Regions from separate parts of the Homo sapiens genome. Here region 2 is linked to region 1. Evidence: read pairs that join two places in POLR2A ChIA-PET (ENCODE). Cell type or tissue: HepG2. All regions are shown on one strand. Links, peaks and the distances in the headings refer to the core of each region. The heading gives the core; the rest is flanking DNA. Region 1 overlaps LINC02532 (long intergenic non-protein coding RNA 2532). Region 2 overlaps QRSL1 (glutaminyl-tRNA amidotransferase subunit QRSL1).

Region 1 (12,880 bases), core at 2,042-10,041:
ATTAAGCCAGGCATGGTGGCTCACGTCTTTCGTTTAGGAGGCCAAGGCAAGAGGGTCGCTCAAGCCCAGAAGTTTGAGACCAGCCTGGGCAATGCATTGAGACATTGTCTCTATAAAAAAAATTTTTAGCCAGGCATGGTGGCACCCCCCTATAGTCCCAGCTACTCAGGCATGGCAGTGTGGAGGGTGGGGAGCAGTGGGAAGATTGCTTGAGCCCAGGAAGTCGAGGATGTTGTGAGCCGTGATGGTGCCACAGCACTTCAGCCTGGGTGACAAAGTGAGACCCTCTCTAAAAAATAAAACAACAACAACAAAAAAACCTGGCAGTTTGTATCAATTTTTAAATTGCATATAAAGTTTAATTCAATTTTGCTGTTAGAAACCTATTTTATAGAAATATTTATGTATTTGCTAAGAAATATATGTACGAGGATGTTCATTGCAGCATCATTTGCACTAAAAAATTTTTAAACAACCAAAAGATTCATATAAAACTACATGCTACTGCTCTTTTTATTTTTATATTTATTTATTTATTATTTTTTGCCACTCAGCTGAGTGAAAACTGTCATCTTGTTTTAATTTGAAACTCCTGGCCGGGTGTGGTGGCTCACGTCTGTAATCCCAGCACTTTGGGAGGCCAAGGTGGGCGGATCACATGAGATCAGGAGTTAAGAGACCAGCTTGACCAACACGGGGAAATCCCATCTCAACTAGCTGGGCGTAGTGGTGCACGCCTGTAGTCCCAGCTACTTGAGAGGTTGAGGCGGGAGAATCACTTGAAGCTGGGAGGCAGAGGCTTCAGTGAGCCGAGATCGCGCCACTGCACTCTATCCAGCCTGGACAACAGAGCGAGACTTGTAAAAGAAAGAGAGAGAGAGAGAGAGACCGAGAGAGAAAGAAAGAAAGAAAAGAAACTCCTTCCGTAGGAGCTAGAATTACACCTTTTTTTCTATAAGACTTTTCGCTATTTGTATTTCTTCTGGACCTAATCATCATGTTCTCCGCACAAAACATTTGAGTGGTTGGCCTTCTATGGCCAACCATAACCATTTTACAGGCAGTTTTACACAGTTGTGGGTATTACCCTTTATCTGTTGTTCTGCTGCTTGATCTTTGCAACACAGAACTGTTAGATTTCTGTGTAATCACATCTGTCACATTTTCCTTTAAGTCTTCCTGTCGTGTTTGGGAAGAGCTTTTCTACTTCCCATCCTGGTTTTATTCTTATTTTATTAGAATTGGGCTATACATATTAGTTTGTAAGTTGCTTCAAATTCTTTTTGAAAGAAGCAAGGGATACATAGATCCTATAAATAAATAAAAATGCTTGTGAGACATGAGAAATCATTTTTATTTATTCATAACCATCACATTTCTTGAAAAATATAATTCTTGCTGTGCTGTATATATTTTCAAGTGATGCTGGAAGGAGTATTACATTATAACCTTAAAGGATTATGAACACCAAAGGGAAAGGTGCTGTTTAAACACATTGCTAATAATATGTTTACACATTTTGAAACTGCTCAAATTACATTCACGTGGATCAGCAGCATGACTTGTATGACTTGTGTTGGCTTCCTCTGAGAAGGACGGAGAGTGAGAGGAGTTCAGATTATTATTGCCTGAGAAGTTGGTTAGGCAAGGAAGTCATTTACCTTGCTGTGGACAGAATAAAGAACTCACCATCCAGCAATTTATAGTTGATCACAGTTGTGTTGCCTAGTGGTGGGGTGCAAAAGGATGCAACGTATTTGGTTAAAAGACAAGCACAAATATCAGAGTATTTAGTAAGATCCAAAATTTAAGTTGATTTAGCATTCACAACAAAAATGAAGTCATTTGGAAAAAACAAAAATGAACAAAGAAATAAAAATGGAGATTTAGTCCACATGTCGTGGGTTGATGTTTCCTTGAAAAGAGTGGTCAGAATTTTTGAGCCTAAAGCAACCACGTATTAAAGTAATTTAACTAATGTAGACATGTTATCCGCTTACCACAAAGAAAATAAATTATAGCGGGCTCTAGACTGATGGCTAAAAAGCCAATTCTCCTAAAATGGAAGGATATTGATGGTGCTCACATTATGTAATCGGTACAGTATGTCAGTCCTAGTGGTCTGGCTAACCAAGGAAGGCTCTGGTTTCAAATGAAAGCACATTTAGTAAAATTCGGTATAATTTTTTCCTAGAACTACTTTGCTCAATTATGGCAAGATAGATTCTACTAATCACAGGCTGCAGAGACTTGGAGATTGAGCATGGTTTTTTGGATTGAAATACTTTTTATTTTGTGTTTGGTCTTCTGCAGTGCCTTAGGGGAGATGTGTCAGAGAGACTAACGTGGTTTCTTTCTTCTTTTATTTAAGAATTTAAGTGATCATGGAACTGGAACAAACTTCAGTGCCCATTTAGTCAATTGCCTTCATTTTATAGAAGAGGAAATTGAAGAATAAAGGTTGTGATTTTCCTAAGGTCATGTAATGAGTTCATGACAAAGCCTGGATTATACTTAGGTCTTCTGATAACCAGACCAGTTTTCTTTCCTTTGTAGAAAAATGCATGCTCCAGAAGTCCAGGCTGACCCAATACCGGGTAACTCAGACATTTTCATAATTTTTCTAGATATAAAGCTATGTTGAGTTATTTCCATTGAACAATGGAAATACTCTTCCGGGTAAATAATGGATCCAAAAACTAGATGTCTGAACCATGTGGTTAAGGTTTTTGCTATTTTTTTTCTTTTCTAGAGTAGACTTTGAGTCTTTGCTTCAGATGCAGATCAAGATGTGGCAACCTGTTGTGGAGAACTGGGTCCCTTGAGCCTGTGCTGTCTCTTTTTTTCTGGTGGCTTTGTCATTTGGAACAATGCATAATGGGCTGGAGGCTGAGAAACTCTGAGCTGAGGTAGGAGTGCCACCTAAGAGTGGGAAAGGTTGCCTAAATGCTGAATGGAGCACTTTAAAAGTTAGAATTTGCTATTTTCTTTTCTCTTATCTTTTTTTTTTTTTTTTTTTTGAGAGATGGAGTCTTGCTTTGTTGCCCAGGCTGCAGTGCAGTGGCACCATCATGGCTCACCGCAGCCTTGGCCTCGTGGGCTCAAGCTATTCTATTTCAGCCTCCCAAGTAGCTGGGAATACAGGTATGTGCCACCACCCTTGGCTATTTTTTTTTCTTTTTTTCGTTCTTGTTGCCCAGGCTGGAGTGCAATGGTGCGATCTCGGCTCACTGCAACCTCTGCCTCCCGGGTTCAAGTGATTCTCCTGCCTTAGCCTCCCAAGTAGCTGGGATTACAGACATGCGCCACCATGCCTGGCTAATTTTTTTTTTTTTTTTTTTTTTTTTTTTTTAGTAGAGACAGGGGTTTCTCCATGTTCGTCAGGCTGGTCTTGAACTCCTGACCTCAGGTGATCTGCCAGCCTCGGCCTCCCAAAGTGCTGGGATTACAGGTGTGAGCTACCGCGCCCAGCCTACCCTTGGCTATTTTTAAAGTTTTTTGTAGAGATGAGGTTTCACTATGTTGCCTGGGCTGGTCTTGAATTCCTGGCCCCAAGTGATCCTCCTGCCTCAGCCTCCCAAAGTGCTGAGATCATGGGTATTTTGATTTATGTATTTTGAAACCCATAATTTTTGTCCTCAAGTCTCAGACGTTTGCTTAGGCCTTTAGAAGCTCACACCTGAAAAAGAGTGCCATACCTGGGCTGTGATCTTCACCCCGTTCCACAGTCTCCACCTCCCACCACCTCCACCCAGGATCCCCTCACACAGGTTGTACCACACTGCAAGGGGATCCTAGAGTGATTCAGATATGCCAAAAATGACAAATTGAGAAATTTTGTGTGACCAGGTGTGGTGGCTCACACCTGTAATCCCAGCACTTTGAGAGGCCGAAGCAGGTGGGTCACAAGGTCAGGAGATTAAGACCATCCTGGCCAACATGGTGAAACCCCGTCTCTGCTAAAAAGATACAAAAATTAGCCGGGCGTGGTGGCACGTGCCTGTAGTCCCAGCTACTCGGGAGGCTGAGGCAAGAGAATCACTTGAACCCAGGAGGCAGAGAGGTTGCAGGGAGCCGAGATCGTGCCACTGCACTCCAGCCTGGGCGTGACAGAGTGAGACTCCATCTAAAAAAAATTTTAAAAAAAAGAAGAAATTTTGTGTCACGCAGTGTCATCTTATTCAAGTCCATTTGAGAAGCGGTGAGCAAATTGGCTAGGCCTTTATTGTTGATGTCAAATTCTCTTTCCTTGCTCACCCTATAGGTCCAGGCCAGTTTCCTTTCATCCTCCCAAAGCTATTAACACGATAGTGTGAATTTGATGCTGTTGAAGGCAGGCCTGTAGTGAACATGTGGCATTTCTTTGGCTACTCAACATCCATTCCTCCTTCCTGATGGCATCTCATTTCTTTTGGGGAATTACTTATTCCCATGGATGCAGCCTTAATGGGGTATAAATCCAGGCACCTGCTCCCCACCATGGAAGATTGTGAAGTGGCCAGATTCTGCTTCCTCCAGCCCTGAGGGTGGGCATGCGGCCTAAGCTCAACCAAATCTGATAAACACTTCTGGATCTTTGAACCTCGAACAGGTGACACAAGGATGACAGGAACAGTTATCAGGGAAGCACACTGATCGACTGAGCTGCCTGCTCCTGGCCTTCTGGATCCTCCTCAGTTCCTGCTTATCTCTAGGCCAGGCTCTCAACTCTGTCAATTCTGTGGGTACACAAATATCCTTTCATACGTTCCCACTTGATCATGCTATCAGGTTGGAGCAAAAGTAATTTCGAGTTTTGCCATTAGAAGGAATGGCATTACTTCTAATGGCAAAACCCACAATTACTTTTGCACCAACCTAATAGCTCAAGCTAGTCTCTATTACTGGCAACCAAGCATCCTGGTCTGAGCTCCCTTTCTGACTGGATCATCAGACATGGGCCTGCAGTATTGTCTTAACACCCTACTGGGAGTATTATCCTAGAATTAGCCTAAATTAGCCCTTTTCTCCACTGGTGACACCCTCCCACCACCCCCAGAATTGGCTTTCTTTTAGTTGGTACTGATACAAGATAAAACATATTTCTCTAGCTTTCTAGCCCCACAGTTTCTCGTTATTAAGATGAAACAAAACAAAAACTCATCAGAATTCTACTTCCACATCTGTCATGGATAGGAGGCCTCTATTCTCCTGCCGATGAGCCCCAGCTCAGGAATTTACCTCTCGTAGCAAAAGTACTGCAAAATTTTCTCTGCCAGAATAGCTAAAATTGAAAAGACTGACCCAATGTGGAGTGACTGCAACTGTCACGCATTTGCTGGTGGGAATGCAAAAGGATATAATCACTTTGAAAATCTATTTGGTGGTTTTTAAAAAAGTTATGTACATGTCTACTCTATGAAACAAGAATCCCACCGCTAGGTATAGTCCAAGAAAAATTAGTGCATATGTTCACAAAACCTTGTACAAGAATGTTCCAACAGATTTATTCAAAATAGGAAACAGCTTTTTGCAAAACTGGAAATAACTCAAGTGTTTATCAACAGAAAAATGGATTAAGACATTGTAGTAAATACATACCATGGAATACTAAGCAATAATAGAGAAGGACAGATGACTGATATGTGCAACAACATGCATGAATCTCAAAAATATTATATTGAGTCAAAAAGTCTGGGCTCCACATGGCTCCATTTACATGAAGCTCAAGAATAGGCAAAACTATTCTAGGGTAACAGAAGTCAGAAAAGTGGTTATTTTTGGAGTAATATTGACCAGAAAGAGATGCAGGGGCACTGGAAATATATTTAATCTAGGTGGTAGTTACATGAGTATATACATATGTAAAATGTATTAAGCTGTACATTTAAGATTTGTAGACTATTGTATGTATGTTTTAGTTAAATGAAGAAGATTAAAAAATGGAAAAATGACTATATGAACATCAGCAGTTCTATAATTTCAATGTATTTTGTTAATTCTCCACCCAGTCAAATTAGATTTATACTCCAACCCCATTGGGAAGGTTTGAAACCTTCGGCACTTTCCCCTCCATTCTTCGTTTGCATAGAGGCATTAGGAAGCAAATCTTTTCCCTTCTGGGAGTGCTTTTATGTTCAAAGGAAGACCATCAGGAAAAAGTAATGATTAACACAAAGGAATGACTAGGTTAATGGTAGGCTTTCAGGCACCAGTAGAGGAGGTATTTTGGGTCAAGGGAAGGGCAAGAGAATCTTCTGGAGTATGCCACACTAAATGGATAGAAATGAGTAGTAAGCTCTTAGTAGGCGCTGGATCCACTGGTACAACCAACAGCCTTTGCTGTTTCACTCCTGTGATGGAAAAATCAACCTACTTGTTTCCAACGGACAGGAGGAAGGGTTTGTCTTCTGGGACCAGTATTTCCCCTTAAAGCTGGCAGTGAGGATGAGAGAATTACCTGGGGCACAGCAAGCAGCTTTCCCCACCCCTCCCCACTACCCCCCCGCCACCCCGTGTTCAGTATCAGAGCAGAGAGTAGGAAAAGGAGAGGTGAGCTCAGGAAACACTGACGTAGGGTGCAAGTGGAAAAGTACAGGAGAAAAGGAATACAGGGAAGCACCCGAGGGGGAGCAGGCAGGAGACACAGCAGAGGGATGGAGAGTCCAGCGGAAAGCACCATGAAAACAGACAGAGGTTAGGGTTACCTAATAGAGATTTGAATGAATTACACCATCACCCTATGACTCTCATCAAGGACCCTGGTGCTGACAGAGAAAGTCTTCTCTTTTATTGTCCAAATCCTGGCCACCCTTCAAGACCCATTTCAAATACCACCTCAGGCTCAGGAATAAGGATTTCTGGTATTTTGGCGGCATCCCTGGTTTGTAGGGATGAGGAAGAATTTGGTACCAGAAGTTGACAGACCTTGGCCTGAGTGGGTGCGAGTGGTCCAAGGTCCAGTCTTCAGGGCCCACAGCAATCTGTCCCCCTGCTGGGGCATAGAGGCAGGCAGTTCCAGCAGCAAACAGTAGCTGAAACAGTATGAAAGCTTTTGTCAGGGTGGTTCTGGGCGACCACTCCTTTAGAGCAGGAACCTGCCTAGGGGTATGAAACTAGGTTCAGGTGCCTGAGGTAAGATGCAGACAAGAGAAAGGCAGGGTGTCAGGGCCCCAGCCTGGGTCAGGAATGTGAGTCAGATCCCAGTCACGCAGGCCAAGTCAATCCACCAGTCATGGCTGAGGGAAGGCAGGAATTCTGTGGGTCTCCAGGTGTTAGAGGCCCAGTGGATGATGCTGCATCCATGAACTATCAAAAAACGCTTGATTCAGCCTGACCAGCTGCTAGATTGGCAAGGCTAAAGTCATTCTGGCCAGAGCTCAAGAACTAGGTGTGGCTTAGCTTGAGGGCAAATGGTGCTGTGAGCTGCAGCTGCTCCTGGTTGGGGAGGCAGGGGCTGGACCTCCTCCTGCCCTCCCCATGATACGTGTTGGCACCTCTCCTCACTTAGTCTACATGCTTTTACTGTAAACCACCTCCGCAGCACGAAGCACAGGGCCAGGCACACGCAGGAAATGAGAATTCAGTTGGATGGATGCAATTGCATGTAGCTCCTTGGCAGTGCAGGCCTCGGTGTGCGCTAAGCTCTGTAACCCAGCCCTTTCCCATCGTACTGATAGCACTGATCAGGACCCCTTTTCCTCTGTGTGCAGTAGAAGGTAGAAACAGCCACTCTCCATTCTTGCTGGGAGGTAGCCTGGGACCAGTAAAGAAATGGAGGACAGTACTTTATAATCCACATGTACCTTCCCCTGCCATCTTAGCGTCTATTCCTTCTGTCTTTTTGCCCCCAACATCAGCGGAAAAACTTAATCTGGTTGCCATGGAGACCAGCCACCGACTCTAGAGTGCCTGTTTATTAAAGATGAAAGTAATATATGCCTGGTTAATCTGAGCAGCTGTCAGAGAGAGATTCGGCTATTAGTAAATGAAGGCACTAATTTTGAGGCATGATCACTCATTTAAGAGAGAGAGAGACAGGCTCTGCTCCATCTTCTGAGTGGAGCTGGGTAGTGGGGATAAGATCTGCCCTAGGCAAGCATTTCTTGTTCAGGTTTTTATGTTTATTTTATGATGATTATGGTAACTGTACTTCTTTTTCCCCTTATTTCCTACTGAAAATATATAGCCTTTCAGTAGTGTGATAGATTAATTAGGCTTTGTGGGCAGGCCCAGGAAACCCAAGCCCTCCTATGACGTCGTTTCCTTTGGAAAATGCATTCTGGATTCCAAGCCACCTACTTACAAATGAGGTTGTCTGTTTATTCATTCAACAGTCTCCACCAGGTGTGTGAGAGGAAAAGAGGTGGTGCTGAGCCACACGGAGGACTTGATGTGTTTTCTGTGTGCTTAGACAGGTGGGGGAGAAGCCGTCACCTTCCAAGGGAGTCCATCAGTTAGCTGGGAATGGTGATGACTTGTGTGATCTTTAAAAAATCAGTCCATTTGTTTTTACTTTTTGTTCTTTTCATTTGTTCAATAGTAAAATCTGAGAGAAAATGTGAATTCTGAGATTCATTATATTGATTCACCAAGTACTTTCTAAATTCAGCTAAGTAGCCTGCGTTAATCCCTGCTGGGTTATGAAGGAGAGCACACTCCTTCCCCGCACTGCAGTGCGTTGGGACGAGCAAACCACCTGGGAGTGGTGCAGGGAGGCTGCTGGCAGCTGGCCCTCAAGTGCAGAAACAAGGTTCCAGTCCCAGTGATCTCGTCATAGTCCAGCCAAGTCTCTCACCCTTTCTGACCTCAGTTTCCTCAACTGAAAATGAAGGAAAGAGCAAGCTAATCTTTTCCAATTCAAAATATTCTTTTGTTCTTGAAGGAGACTGTCAGTGCAGAAAGGGCTCCTAACCTGGAACAGCTGGGCAAGGGTTAACCCTGGTATAGGTTACCGTTAAGCAAGTACATCCTGTGCCTCTGGTCAAAGATGTCTCAGGCCAAAGCAGGTACTTGTCTCTAGTTAGTCTCTCTGCATCAGCACCAGGCCTTCACCCTAGTCCATGAGAAGGAAGACATATGCAGCTAAGGAATAGGAAGTGGATATTGTCAGTGCCTTCAAGACATGATGCATCCAGAACCCGGATCAGCCAGGAGCTGCAGAAAAGAAGCTTCAGGGCAGCAGGCCTCAGAACTGCTGCTAGCCAGTCCCCTGAAGCATTTGTTTCTCACCCTCTTCGTGCCTAGGGCAAGTAGAGCTGCAGCTGTCTGGCGCCACTGTAATGCTGTCTCCTCCTCTGAGTGAGTTCATCCTGGAAACATTTTCTCCCATAAGACATGCACAGGTCTTACGTTTACATGTTTCACTGAAAGAAATTTGATTCCACTGCTGGGATGACAAGGTAGGTCATAAATGAACACTTTTTAAGCACATCTTTAAAAAAATAATTTATTCCAATTGTACAAAACAATAGGGGAAAGGAAATAATATTGATTTGTTTATCCATTCATTGGTTTAACAATTACCTATTGTAGGCACTTACTATGAGCCAGGGATGGTTCTAAGTATAAACCTGCCCTGGAGGATCACATATTAATTTTTCTTACAACCAGCTTTATTGAGGTATACTTGCTATACAATAAAATTCACTCATTTTAAGTGTAAAGTTTGATGCATTTTGACAAATGCACGGGGTAGTATAACCACTACTAGGATCAAGATAGAGAATATTTACATCACCCTGAAAAGATTGCTTGCACTGCTTGTAGTCAATCTCCTACCCTCCCCCCAGCTACTGGCAACCACTGATCTGCTTTCTGTCACTATAGTTTTGCCTTTTCTAACATGTCATATAAGAAGCATATATTTTAGCAGTGAATACAACCAAATGAGTAAATAGACATTTGCATTCCCAAGTGAGGCAAGAGCTTTGAAATGGGACATACAGGCTGTGCTATGGAAGCATGTAAGCTAAGTTGGAAAGAGGCTTCTAAGCTGAGATCTGAAGGGGCAGTAGCAGTTTTCTAGGCGAAGAGTGAGAGTAAAGAGTGTTCCATGCTGTGAGGCTACTATATGCAAAGGCCAAGAGGAGACAGACCGCAAGGCAGATTCATCTGGGACCTACAAGTTTTCACAGCTCAAGGATGGAGTAGGAGAGGGTAGGAGTGGTTAGTCAAGACTTTGAAGAGATAAACCAGTTCAAACAAAGAAGTTCTTTCTAAGCATTGTTTGACCTTTATTCCCAGTAGGGAGCTATGGAAGGATCTTCAGCAGAAAACTGATGGGTTCAGATTTGCATTTTAGAAGGATCACTCTCTTGCATGTAGGGAACAGATGGAGGGCAAGGCAGGAGGTAGGGCCCCCCATTAAGAGGCTGGTGCAGTGATCCAGATGAGAGATGCTCAGAGCCGCCACCAGGGGAGGGCAGGCAGTGAAAATGAAGAGAAGTGGATAAATATTTGAGAAATGTAGGAAGCAGCAGTAACAGGAATTAGTAACTAACTGGATAGCGGAGAGGATGCGAGAGAAAGGCCTCACGGAGGATTCTTTGGTTTCTAGCTTGGACACCTGGGTGGAAGATGGTGGCATCAATAAGATAGCAACTTCAGTGGAGCAGGGTTGGAGGGGTAGGGAGAAGAGACAATAGGTTCTGTTTTAGACATGTTGAATTTGGGGGTGTCTAAGAAAATGATGTCCAGCAGACAGTTGGGTGTTCAGGTCTCAGGAAAGAGCTCTCCACGGAGCTTATTCTTTTCTAGTCTCTGTAAACAAGCTTCCAGGCTCTTTCATAAAATTTCCTTGCAAAAAAATCAAAGGATTTGTCCTGTCAAGTGGAATGTTTTTCATATGAAGGGGATTGGCTTCTTGTGTAGTTTAGTCTAGAGAGATTTGTTTCCATGCTACAAACCTTTGAAAAACCGGGAAAAAAGTAGTGATGTCCAACTTTAGTGACATCTCCTCTTCTTCCTCAATACAATCAATCCATTGACATAATAATGTTGAATATCTTGCAGATGAGGAAAGAAAAATGGAGTCAAATGAGCACACCGAGGCCAACCAGATCTGAGCTTTCTAATCTTAAATTGCCTGGGGGTGTGGATGTTATGTGTCTACTGACATGGACAGATTGTGTATGGTTGCCTTTATAAAATGAAGCCCATAGAAATGTTTCAGTAAATACAGTCCTCCAAGTGAACTAAATGTCAAAGGAAAATCTTTTCCTTGCCATCCTCCTTTTCTCTTTTAAACGGAAAGATCCTAAAGAAGCTGTATTAGTGCCCTCAAGAGAAACAGAAGCAATAGGATATATAGATCTATATATTGGATCCTATATCTAGGAATAGGATATATAGATGTATATATCCTATATATAGATCTGTCCTATTGATCTATAGATCTATATAGATATATATCTTATATCAATATATAGGATATATAGAGAGGTACACACATAGGCCTGATGTATATACATAGGTCTGATGTCTGAGGCCAGAAGATAGATGCCCCAGCTCAAGAAGGGAGCACATTCACCCTTACTCTGCCTTTTGACGCTACTTGGGTTCTCCATGGATTAGATGGTGCTCACCCACATTGGTGAGGGCAGGTGTTCTTTATGCAGCTACCCTCATGACACACCCAGAAATAATGTTTTACCAGCTGTCTGGGCAAGCCCTTGGCCCAGTCAAATTGACACATAAAGGTAGCCATCATAGAAACTCATTTCAATGTTGTTTTGTTTTATTACAGGAAGACTGAAGAAACCTAATCCTAGGTGCTGCCACTGGGACAAACAAGAAGCACCAGACACAGTGCTGTTTTAGGGTGGGGCAGAATTATGCTGAGGGAAAAGTTATTATCACTCTTTAAGGCCAAGGAAACCACAATTTTTAAAGAAGCTTCTAGAAATTCTACCCAGTAGAAAATAAAGATAAACTTCTGTAAGGAATTTCATTCTTTTCAGAATTCGCAATCTGAAATGTAGAAGCCCATTCCTTCATGGTTCTCATAGATATTTAGTGTGACTGAGGGGTCAGTGGACTCATAGCACTCAGGCCAGGCTTCTCCTGAGTCCCTTTCTTTGGCACAGAGGGAGTGATTCACAGATCCTCTACCCCCAAAGGCATTGTTTCCTCATCTCAACAAGAATCCAGCACCCGTCATTTTATCAGCACACGTCACTAGCTTCTCAAGTGAGACTACTCTGAAGTGATCTGTGTTTGAAGAATGCCTTTCCCTTTCCCTTACGTAACTAAGAGGATGAAAAAGGACACTCACTCCCTATATGAAAGCTGTGTATTGTAAGCAGTCATCTTGCCTGGCTGAGAACTCTAGGATCTTTTTCTCTGCTCTCCTTTAGGCTGACACTCATAGCCAGACCTTCTGTTTATTAGCCCCCTGAATCTATTTGAAAATATTTTTGCTTTCATTATAATATAAGTCACATTCTTCTTGCATCTGCCGCTGCATTTTCCAAAAGGGTTATGTCAAGGGAAATTCAACACTCACTTTTCTCATTATTTGCTTACCAGCTTGCTCACTCATCAAAATACCAGAGTTATTTGATACTTCAGAAGATTATTTCCCCCTTTAGATGATGTGTCAAGGGAAGGGGAGCTGGCCCCAGTATCAGGTGACAGAATTTTCTTCGCATTTCTACTGTTGACTCAATAAATGCCCTTGGGCAAGTCATGGAGCCTCTTCATACTTTGGTCTCTAGGGATAAAATCTGCCAACCGCAGCATGTGTATTTGAACCTCAGTGTCCTCTGGAATAAAAATAGGAGGGGACCAGGTGTCCATGTGACCCCAAGCTGATGGGAAGAGGATGACCATAGGACTTCAAAATGTCCTTGAGCTGTAAATTCTGTAATAGGGTCAGGCCCACCAGTGGCCTTCAGGCATT
Region 2 (10,856 bases), core at 348-8,347, 91 kb after region 1:
AATAACAGGAAACTGTACTTGTTTTTCAAACCATTTGGCTACTGTAAGAAGCTGCTGGTCACAAAACGCACGTCCAATAAACTGCAGTCCTATTGGCAACCCTTGGTTTGAGAGTGCAACAGGGATACTCACTGCTGGCAATCCTGGGAAAAGAAGGAAACCCAGTAGGTGATTAATTCTCCACCCTAATTAGCAGAGACCTCTTCCACTTTCCAGTGCTAATAAGTACAATACAGGATAAGGTTTAAAAAACAACCAAAAATATTATGCTATATAATGCTTTTGTACTATGTTTTGTTTACTTAACAATATATCTTGGAAATCATTCTGTATCAGTTCACAGAAACCTTCTTCATTCATTTCTTATTGCTGTATAGTACTCCATTACTTGGTTTTACCATAATTGAGTAAACCAGTCTTCTGTGGTTGGGTATTTAGATTGTTTTCAATATTTAGCTATTTTATACAATGCCCCAGAGAATTACTTTGTGTATGTATTTTTTTGGTATTCTTGAAATCTTCTTAGATGAGGAGGAGATTGCTTCATCAAACGACAAATGCATATGTAATTAGATATTGCAAAATTCCCCTGCAAAGAAGTTGTACCATTTTGAACTTCCACCTATAGCCTTGCAGACAGAGTGTGTTGTTCAGTTTTTGAATTTTTGGCAATCCATTAGATGAGAAATTAGCTCAGGGTAGTTTTAATTCCAGGTTTGGGCAGAGAAAGTACAAAATCCCAGACCATCTTGTTATACAATAAAACAAGTTTTCAAAAATTAAAATGGGGACAGTTTTAAAGGATACATATAACTTGAAGGGGCTCTTATTGGCCAAATTTAAGGCAATTTGACCATCAAAAACAATACTGACAGTAATTGCTTATAATACATTGAATTAAAGAAAAAAAGGAAGGCTCTTCTTTAGAGAATACTGCTAGCTAATAAATGTAGAAGGAATGACAGATTTAGTAAAGCCAGAATTTTGTAATTCTCTAGCTAATATTTCAAGGATGATCAATGAATGCTAAAACTGGGTTCAAGATAATTGGAAAATAGGATATTCACATGGTCTCAAAATATTACTCCAGAAATTGCTTAAAAAAATGATAAAAGGAAAAATGTACCTTTTTATAAGGAAACATCTAGCAGTTACTTCCTTAGCGAAGTGATCAACTTGGTTTCCAAAAGTGAGACAAACTGATATTAACTGTTTCCTGACATGAAGATTATGTAGTACTTCTACCAAAAATGTTTAACTCAACCCAATCATGAGGAAGCAATCTGACAAATCCTGATTATGGATGGGACATCTTACAGCACAAGTGGACTGGGCTCTTAACATTTTTTAAGTGCTAAAGATAAGAACTGTTGAACCAGAGTTCTACATCCAGCAAAAATAACCTTTAAAAATCAAAGGGAAATCAACACATTCTCAAAAGGAAAGCTATGATAATTTTTCATCAGCAGACCTACCCTAAAAGAAAGGCTAAAGAAATTTCTCTAAACAGAAGTGACAAAATAAAGAATCTTGGTACTTCAGGAAGGAAGAATGAACACAGTAAGCAAAAGTATAGGTAAATGTAATAGACTTTCCTTTTCCTCTTAAGTTTTCTACATTATGTTTGATGATTGAAACAAAAATTATAGCATAGCCTGATGTGGTTTTAAAGAAAAAAGAGAGGTGGGGTGATTGTTCTAGATTTTAAAAAGATACCATAAACCAATGTAATATATCAGGAGGAAAGACAACTTATAAAAGACACTTTTGGTAGAACTGAGAAAATTTGAATATAAACCATATTTAAATTATTCTTCAATCATGTTAGTTTTCTTAGGTATGACAATGGAATTGTGGTTCTGTAGGAAAATTTATCCTTATAAGATTTGTACAAAAGAATTTAGGGGTGAAGTGTCATGACATCTGAAACTTTCAAATGATTCAGGTAAAAACAAAGTTGTTTGTGTGGTGAGTGTGGGTGTGTAGAAAGAGGAAGAGAAGGGCAAAGCAAATATAATGTTAACAAGATTACATCCAGGTGAAGGGCATATCAGCATTCATTATACCACTTTTTCAGCTTTTCTGTGGGTTTAAAATTTTTCAAAATAAAAGTTAAAAAAAACTACTAAGTGTGTTGTGTTTGTGTGTGTGTGGTGAGAGTGCATGCAAGTGTACGGATATGGTTTGGATCTGTCTCCCCACACAAATCTCATGTTGAATTGTAATCCCCAATGTTGAAGGTGGGGCCTAGTGGAAGGCAACTGGATCATGGGGACGGTTTCTCATAAACGGTTTAACACCATTCCCCTTGGTGCTGTTCTCGTGATAGTGAGTGAGTTATCACAAGACCTGGTTGTTTTAAAAGTGTGTAGCACCTTCCCCCTTTCTCTCTTGCTTGGGCTGGGCCATGTAAGACATGGCTACTTCTCCTTCACCTTCCACTGTGAATTTAAGTTTCCTGAGGCATTCGCAGAAGTGGAAGCTGCTCAGCTTCCTGTACAGCCCGCAGAACTGTGAGCCAATTAAACCTCTTTTTTAAATTAAATTATCCAGTCTCAGGTATTTCTTTATAGCAGTGTGAGAACAGACTAATACATGTACACACACACTCACTCCTAAGCATTCCAAAAGGATAGACTTTTGCTTTTCGGAAACCATCTAGCTAGAATCTTAAGTTGAAGACCAGGGTACCTGCCTAAGAATTTGAAGAAAATCAGAATGTTCCTGAGGAATCCTCACCTGCCATATTTACAGCTTGTGTAAAAATATCATCCTGGGCACTTCGGGTTCTGTTGTCCTCTTTGATGAACTCCAAGTATGGTACTGCCTCACTCAAGGTGGTGGGAGTTAGCAAGACATCTACTCCAGAGTTAAAAGCATTTACAAAGTCATTAGCAATGAGGCGTCTCACTTTCTGTGCTTTGACAAAATAATTTTCATAGTTTCTGTGGGAAAAAAGTAGGTGATGTTTTTAAGGATTTTTTGTATTTTTCTTTTAATCAATTATCTTACATTAGGCTTGATAAAGAACCATTGGATTTCCATTTTCTGGCTGAATAAAAAGTTTGGCTTGCCTGTGTAATGCCCATTCCCTTCCCCCTGGCTCCCCAGTGGTGGGGCGTATATGAGAGAGGAGTGTTTTTCTATCATAGACGCCATAGGGGAAAGTTTGGGGATGAAGCAGAGCTTAAAGGCATTTCAATTAAGTTAGAAAACTGAAACAGACTGTTGAGAAATCTTTGCCACTTTTCCCACCCCAAAACAGCCTGGGGCCTGACATCTTCTGCCCTGGGCCCCTTTCTCTTGATGTGGAAAGTCTGAATGCAGTATTTATAGACTTCTAAGGTTTTAAAATCCTGCATCAGGAAGAAAACCAGAAATACTGGTTGGTTAAATAAAGAGTTTAGGCATTGTTTAGGGAAAAAAAAAAAAAAAGAACCACTGGATTCTTGGCTTTTATGAGGAGGCACCATTAAGATTCTTAACATAAAAATGAATTCTCTTCCACTGTGTTGCCACTCTAAAAGTTTGTATATATAAATTAATCAATCCGAATTCAGAATTCACTAGTAGATGCAATTCTACACTTATAATCTCAAAATATTAATAACTCCAGGGCCATCATTAAACCAGAATATTCATTGGTGAGGAAAGTAAAGTACACAGCAACAAATGGCTTTCTAAAGGTTACTAAGATAGACAGCGGTAGACTATGCAGTATTTGAATTTTGTATTTTACGGATAGGTATAGCCCAGGGGTAGAAATGTGAAATTCAAGAATGCTTATTTTACTAAAAAGACTAAAGAAAAAGCCAGACATAGGAGTAACCATAAATCAATGATACAAAGAAAAGGAAAAAAAATCCTTTAGATTCTTCTGAAGCTGTTAGGAGAGGCTAGCAAGAACTGTTCTAGGCCGGGCGCAGTGGCTCACGCCTGTAATCCCAGCACTTTGGGAGGCCGAGGTGGGTGGATCACCTGCGGCTGAGAGTTTAAGACCAGCCTGACCAACATGGAGAAACCCCATCTCTACTAAAAATACCAAATTAGCCGGGCGTGGTGGCTCATGCCTGTAATCCCAGCTACTCAGGAGGCTGAGGCAGGAGCATTGCTTGAACCTGGGAGGCGGAGGTTGTAGTGAGCTGGGATCGCTCCATTGCACTCCAGCGTGGAGAGCTGGAAACAAGAGCGGAACTCCGTCTCAAAAAAAAAAAAAAAAAAAAAAAAAAAAAAAAAAAGAACTAACCATTCTTTTCCACAACAGTTTCCACAACAGTAAAAATGGATATACCTGCTCCAGTTTTACTGAGGGCCAAATAAAATACGATAAAAACGTGAAATATGTTTTACTCTAAAAGAGTGGTACAGAAATATCATAGGTCCTTACTCTTATTTGACCACCAGGTCTACAGAGAGACCAATGCAGGCATCACATATAATTTACACACTGACAACACCTAAGTGGTTTAAACACCATATTCCAAAACCTGAATTTTATAAAGAACAAATACTGGCTGGGCCTGGTGGCTCATGTTGTAATCTCAGCACTTTGGGAGGCCGAGGCGTCGGATCACAAGGTCAGGAGTTCGAGACCAGCTTGACCAACATGGTGAAATCCTGACTCTACTAAAAATACAAAAAAATTTAGCCGGGCATGGTGGTGGGCGCCTGTAGTCCCAGCTACTGGGGAGGCTGAGGCAGGAGGAGAATCTCTTGAACCCAGGAGGTGGAGGATGCAGTGAGCCAAGATCGCGCCACTGCACTCCAGCCTGGCGACAGAGCAAGACTCCGTCTCAAAAAAAAACAAAACAAAACAAAACAAATACTTGTTTTCTATTAAATTTCTTCCTACTTTAAATATGGCTCAGAAGAAGAACTGCTTCCATCCAAGATAGAGTAATGGAGATGGGATTTACCCTGTGCTATGGTTTGAATGCTTGTCCCCTCCAAAACTCATGCTGAAATTTAACTGCCACTGAAACAGTATTAAGAGATGGGGCCTTTAAGAGGTGATTGGGCCATAACAACTCCACTCTTGAGTGGGATTGGTGCCATTCTAAGAGGGAAAGTTCAGCCCCCCATGTGCTTTCCCTTTCTCTCCCTCTTTTTCTCCCCACCCTTGCTTTCTGCCATGTGTGGACATAGCAAGAAGGCCCTCACCAGGTGCTGGCTTCTCAATGTTGGACCTCCCACCCAGCCTCCAGAACTGTGAGCCAGTAAATCTCCGTTCATTATAAATCACCCAGTCTCAGGCATTCTGTTATAGCAGCAAAAATGAACTAAGACTGCTTCTCAGAATAGGGGATTAAAAAAAAAAAAAGAACTAAGACACTCTGCCTTCTTAAACAACTAGAAAACTGGACAAAATATATGAAATGACCATTTTCAGGCATTAGGCAACAGACATTCAGGAGAAAAAGTTGTGAGAGAAGAGAAACAAATGAAGTAAGCCAGGCCAGGTGTGGTCCCTCATGCCTGTGGGGTGGCTGGGGGTAGGATTCCTTGAGCCCAGGAGCTTGAGACCAGCCTGGGCAACACAGGGAGATCCTGTCTCTACAAAAAAAACTACAGTAGTCCTAGCTTCACGGGGGGGGTGGGGAGTGTTGAGGGTTGCTGAGAAGAGCTTGAGCCTGGGAGGTCGAGGCTGCCAGTGAGCCATGGTCATGCCAATGCACTCCGGCTTGGGTGACCAAGTGAGGCCCTGTCTCCAAAAAAAGAAAAGAAAAGAAAATGAGATATGCCCTTTGATTTCCCCAGCTTAATGCCTAGGGGCAGTTTTCAGGCCTCATTCCAGAGAGGAAGCTAAACAGTATGTGGGGTGGGGGGTAAGTTAAAGGGACAGAGATCTGAAGTTCAAGGAGGCAAAGGCAGCTAGAATTTGCAAAGCAGGGTGCTGAATAGAAGGGAGTGGCACAAAGAGAGAGCTCAACAGATCTGCAGGGAGATTCCTTGAGTCTCTGGCTGAGTACTGATCTATGAGTGCATGAGAAGAAATTCCCAAGGCTGGGGAAACAATCCCCAAAGAGCAGTGGACTGAACAATTCCTAGAGCTCAAACAGGGACGGAAATAAGTTTGTGTTTCGAACAGCCAAAGCGAAAGACTCAAATATATGCAGCATCAAAGCATCACCTCAAAGTAAAGTAAAATTAGCCCTGGAATAAAGGCTGCTTTGGATTTATCTTAACAAAGCTTTAAAAGAAGCCTTGAAAAGAGCCAACAAATTCCAAGCACCTTTATTGCATCCTGGGAAAAAGCCCAACACTGTTTAAAGGAATATAACAAAAGTCTAGCAAATGACAATGTAAAATTCACAATATACAGACATGAAAAGCAGCAAAAAATATGACCCATAACCAGAGAGGGAAAAAGCATTAATACACACAGATGCAAAAATGATGGAATACTGAGTAGATAAGAACATTAAAACAGTTACTATAAATATGTTTTTTTTTTTTTTTGGAGACAGAGTCTCACTCCGTCACCCAGGCTGGGGTGCAGTGGCACAATCTTGGGTTACTGCAACCTCTGCCTCCCAGGTTCAAGTGATTCTTGTACCTTGGCCTCCCGAGTAGCTGGAATTACAGGCATACGCCTTCCCACCCAGCTAATTTTTGTATTTTTAGTAGAGACAGGGTCTTGTCATGTTGGCCAGGCTGGTCTCGAACTCCTGACCTCAAGTTATCCACCCGCCTTGGCCTCCCAAAGTGCTGGGATTACAGGTGTGAGCCACCGCACGCAGCCTAAATATGTTCTATATGTTCAAGAAGGTAGAAGAAAATATAAAATAATGAAGAAATTGAAGGGATAAGAAGACCTACATGGAACTTCTAGAGAAAAAAATATAATGTATAAAAAATGTACTGGAAAGAATCAACATAACAGAAAAAAAGATCAGTGATTCTGAAAACAGTAATGGAAACTAGCCAAAAGGAAGCAGAGAAGGAAAAAAGACTGGGGGAAAAAAAAAGAATGTAGTGTCTGTGAGCTGTGGGACAACATCAGGCAGATTAATATACATGTGAAGAGAGTCCCAGACAGATGGAGGACAGAAAAAATATTTGAGGAAATAATAGCCAAAATGTTCCAAATTTGATTAAAACTATAACCCAACAGATCAAAGCTGCTTAACAAACCCCTATGCAGAAGAAGAAATATGCAGAGAACCACACCAAGGCACATCACAGTCAAATTCCTGAAAACCAATGATAAAAAGAAAATCTTAAAATCAGAGGAAAAAAAGATACATCATATACAGAGGAATGACCATAAGAATGACAACAGACTTCTCAGAAACTATGTAAGCCAGAAGACAATGGACAAAACCTTTAAAGTACAGAAAGAAGAAGCAACCTATACTTTTTTTTTTTAAAGAGATGGGCTCTCGCTCTGTCGCTCAGGCTTAAGTGCAGCGGTGCGATTATAGCTCAGTGCAGGCTCTCACTCCTGGGCTCAAGCAATCCTCCCACCTCAGCCTCCTGAGTAGCTGTAACTACAGGAGTGTACCCTGTGCCCAGCTTAACCTACATTTTTAAACCCAGAGAAAATATCTTTCAAAATTAAAAGCAAAATAAAGAGTTCTACATATAAACCAAAGCTGAAAGAATTCACTGCCAACAGGACTACAAGAAATATTAAAGAAAGTTCTTCAAGTAAAAACAAAATTATACCAGATGGAAATTTATATCTCTAGAGCAGAGAGAAAAGCACCAGAAATACTAAATATGTAGGTAAATATAAATGACACTATTTTTCTCATTTTAGATCTTTTTAAGAGAAAAATTACTATTTAAAGAAAAAAAAGCAGAAGAAAAGGTTAAAAGAAAAAAGAACAGATGGGACAAACAGAAGATAAATAGCAAAAGGTAGATATAAATGTGTTACATAAGTAAATATTTATGTCAATTAAAAATAAACTCTTCCTGGCTGGGCATGGTGGCTCACGCCTGTAATCCCAGCACTTTGGGAGGCTGAGGTGGGCGGATCACGAGGTCAGGAGTTTGAGACCAGCCTGGCCAATATGGTGAAACCCCATCTCTACTAAAAATACAAAAATTAGCTGTGTGTGGTGGCGTGTGCCTGTAGTCCCAGCTACTCAGGATGCTGAGGCAGAAGAATTGCTTGAACCCAGGAGGCAGGGTTGCAGTGAGCTGAGATCGTGCCATTGCACTCCAGCCTGGGTGACAGAGTGAGACTCTGTCTCAAAAATAAATAAATAAACTCTTCCTGGCACATAAGTTGACTTTTTAAAATAAAAAAAGTATTCCGAATCCCATTTTTCCTATCACTTTTGTCTACCCAAGTTGACCCAACTTGGCACTGACTCAGGAGCTAGGGATACCAGCAGTAATTTTAACTTCCTTTTATCAGAACCCCCAAATGGTGATCATGAGGAATGCTTTCTGACTTCTCTCCTTCAATTTCTTTTTATGCTGTTACATTGACCTATATAATTCATCAACTTGTGCCCTGAGATAAACAATATGGTTCTAATCAGTAATATTTGGCAAAAGTAATATCTTTAGCTTAATAAATGTTTTCACTTAGAAAATTATTTCCTTTTGTTTTCCTACTCCAAAGTCATTACAAGCATCTGGTCAATATGGTAACAGTCTTTTAATCTGGAACATAACCAAATAGTATTCTTTTTTTTTTTTTGAGATGGAGTTTCACTCTGTTGCCCAGGCTAGAGTGCAGTGGCACGATCTTGGCTCACTGCAACCTCTGCCTCCCGGGTTCAAGTGATTCTCCTGCCTCAGTCTCTCGAGTTGCTGGGATTGCAGGTGCCCACCACCACGCCCAGCTAATTTTTGTATTTTTAGTAGAGACAGGCTTTCATCATGTTGGCCAGCTGGTCTCGAACTCCTAACCTCAGGTGATCTGCCCACCTCGGCCTTCCAAAGTGCTAGGATTACAGGCATGAGCCACTGGGCCCGGCCTCAAATAGTATTCTTAGAAAAAGTAATCCTGTGGCCTGGCATGGTGGCTCATGCCTGTAACACCTGCACTTTGGAGGTTGAGATGGGTGGATTGCTCGAACCCAGGAGTTGGAGATCAGCCTGGGCAACATGGCAGGATCCCGTCTCTACAGAAAATACAAAAATTAGCTGGGCATGGTGGTGCAAGCTTGTAGTTCCAGCTACTAGGGAGGCTGAGGTGGGAGGATCACTTAAGCTCAAGAGGTCAAGGCTGCGGTGAGCTGCGATCACTTCACTGCACTACAGCCTGGGTGACAGAGTGAGACCCTGTCTCAAAAATAAAAAGTAATTCTAACTATCGGCCCTGAGAGGATACGCAGATGAATAAAATGCCTTCTGCCCTTGAGGGCATGGAGAAAAACTCCAAGAAGCTCTTCATTACAATAACCAATCTTGCTTTTTCACACTTCTCATGTCCTCTTAGACACACTTGGTGGTATAGAAGATGAAGCCTGTTCACAAGATCGTGAATAAACTCATAATGAAGACAATTGAAGGAGGAGTCATAGTCATTCTGAATTCTTTTTTAGAGTAAAGACATACATAATACAAGGAAAAACTAAGTTGATTCAATACATTTTTCAAGAGACAATACAACTCTCTGCTTAAGGCTCTAACAGCAATAAACCAATGTGGTAATACCCAAAGGACATTTAATGAGATTAAAATCCTTAATGGCTTCCTACTTACATTCATTCCTTGGTGTCCGTTGGGGGTTTGGTACCAAGACCCCTGTGGATACCAAAATCTGAGGATATTCAAGTCTCATATAAAATGGTGTAGTATTTGCATAAAACCTATGCACACCTCCTGCACGTTTAAAATTATCCCTAGATTACTTGTAACATCTAATACAATGTAAATGCGAGGTAAATAGTTGTTACACTGTATTGCTTTTTAATTTGTATTACTTTTTATTGTTGGGTGTTATTTTTTATTTTTTGAATATTTTTGATTTGTGTTTGGTTGAATCCAAGGTTGCAAAACCCACAGATATGGAGGACTGCCTGTAATCTGTACCAATCATTTAGCTAAAGTACCAACATTTCTTTTGTTTTTGAATACCAGGACCCAAAAGTGCCATAAACAGGTCTTTTCTAATTCAAATCATAAAGATTTTGTTTCTTTACTAAATACCTTGACTTATAAGACCTGATAAGAGACATGTTACTTGAGGTTTCAAGAATGAAGAAAATTCCTAAATGAGTTGTCTTACTCTTTTAATAAGAAAAAGTTTCCTGAGAGAATTCTTCCTCTCACCACATCATTAAACCCTTCTCGTCTGGTTGCAGCATACATGGCTTCAGTGGACACATCAATGTCACATCTGTGACCTGAAAACAAGAAAAGGGTAAACATTACTTGAAAGGAAGTAAAGTCAGTAAAGTTTTGGCTAAAATCAGGCCTAGATTCACTTTTTTTTTTTTTTTTTTTGAGATGGAGTCTCACTCTGTCACCTAGGCTGGAGTGCAGTGGTGTAATCTCGGCTCACTGCAAGTTCTGCCTCCCTTGTCAAGTGATTCTCCTGCCTCGGCCTCCTGAGTAGCTTAGATTACAGGTATGCGCCACCATGCCTGGCTTATTTAGATTCACATTTTTGTCACCAATACTAAAGTTTAGGGAGTTGCCCTTAATGGTTTCTTTTCCCCATCTGCCTTTTGACTGATGGACTGGTCATGGAGAGAGAAGAAAAGAAAAGAACCAAGAAAGAAACTCCAATTGTTCACTCCCTCATTCATTCATTCAAACATTTATTGAGCTCTACATTAGCGGGACTGAGCATATGACAACAAGATACTATCCCTTCGAGTTATTCACAGTCCTGAGAAGCAAACCAAACATACACAAATATTTATGACAAATAGTGTAAGTACAAGTCT

Evidence for each region. ChIA-PET counts read pairs that join two places held together with the same protein. Peaks named below come from ENCODE experiments on the same cell type or tissue, not always from the same donor. Only the 100,000 strongest peaks of a DNase experiment are listed, where the experiment ranks them.
Region 2: POLR2A ChIA-PET joins it to region 1 with 10 read pairs; 2 of 35 experiments call an interaction of 5 or more read pairs at or near these places.

Annotation. Positions count from the first base shown.
Region 1 is chr6:106,746,134-106,759,013 of GRCh38, reverse strand. All of the region lies in intron 1 of LINC02532 (long intergenic non-protein coding RNA 2532), which reads left to right. Among named protein-coding and RNA genes, the nearest start is that of MIR587, 32 kb to the left of the region's middle. RefSeq lists an enhancer at 9,742-10,667. In HepG2, for the core only: no CTCF peak of the experiment used is centred there; a DNase peak (open chromatin) is centred at 6,163.
Region 2 is chr6:106,655,069-106,665,924 of GRCh38, reverse strand. QRSL1 (glutaminyl-tRNA amidotransferase subunit QRSL1) reads right to left here. Exons shown (of 11, transcript NM_018292.5): 9 at 10,193-10,310; 10 at 2,740-2,945; 11 at 1-143. Among named protein-coding and RNA genes, the nearest start is that of QRSL1, 31 kb to the right of the region's middle. In HepG2, for the core only: no CTCF peak of the experiment used is centred there; no DNase peak of the experiment used is centred there.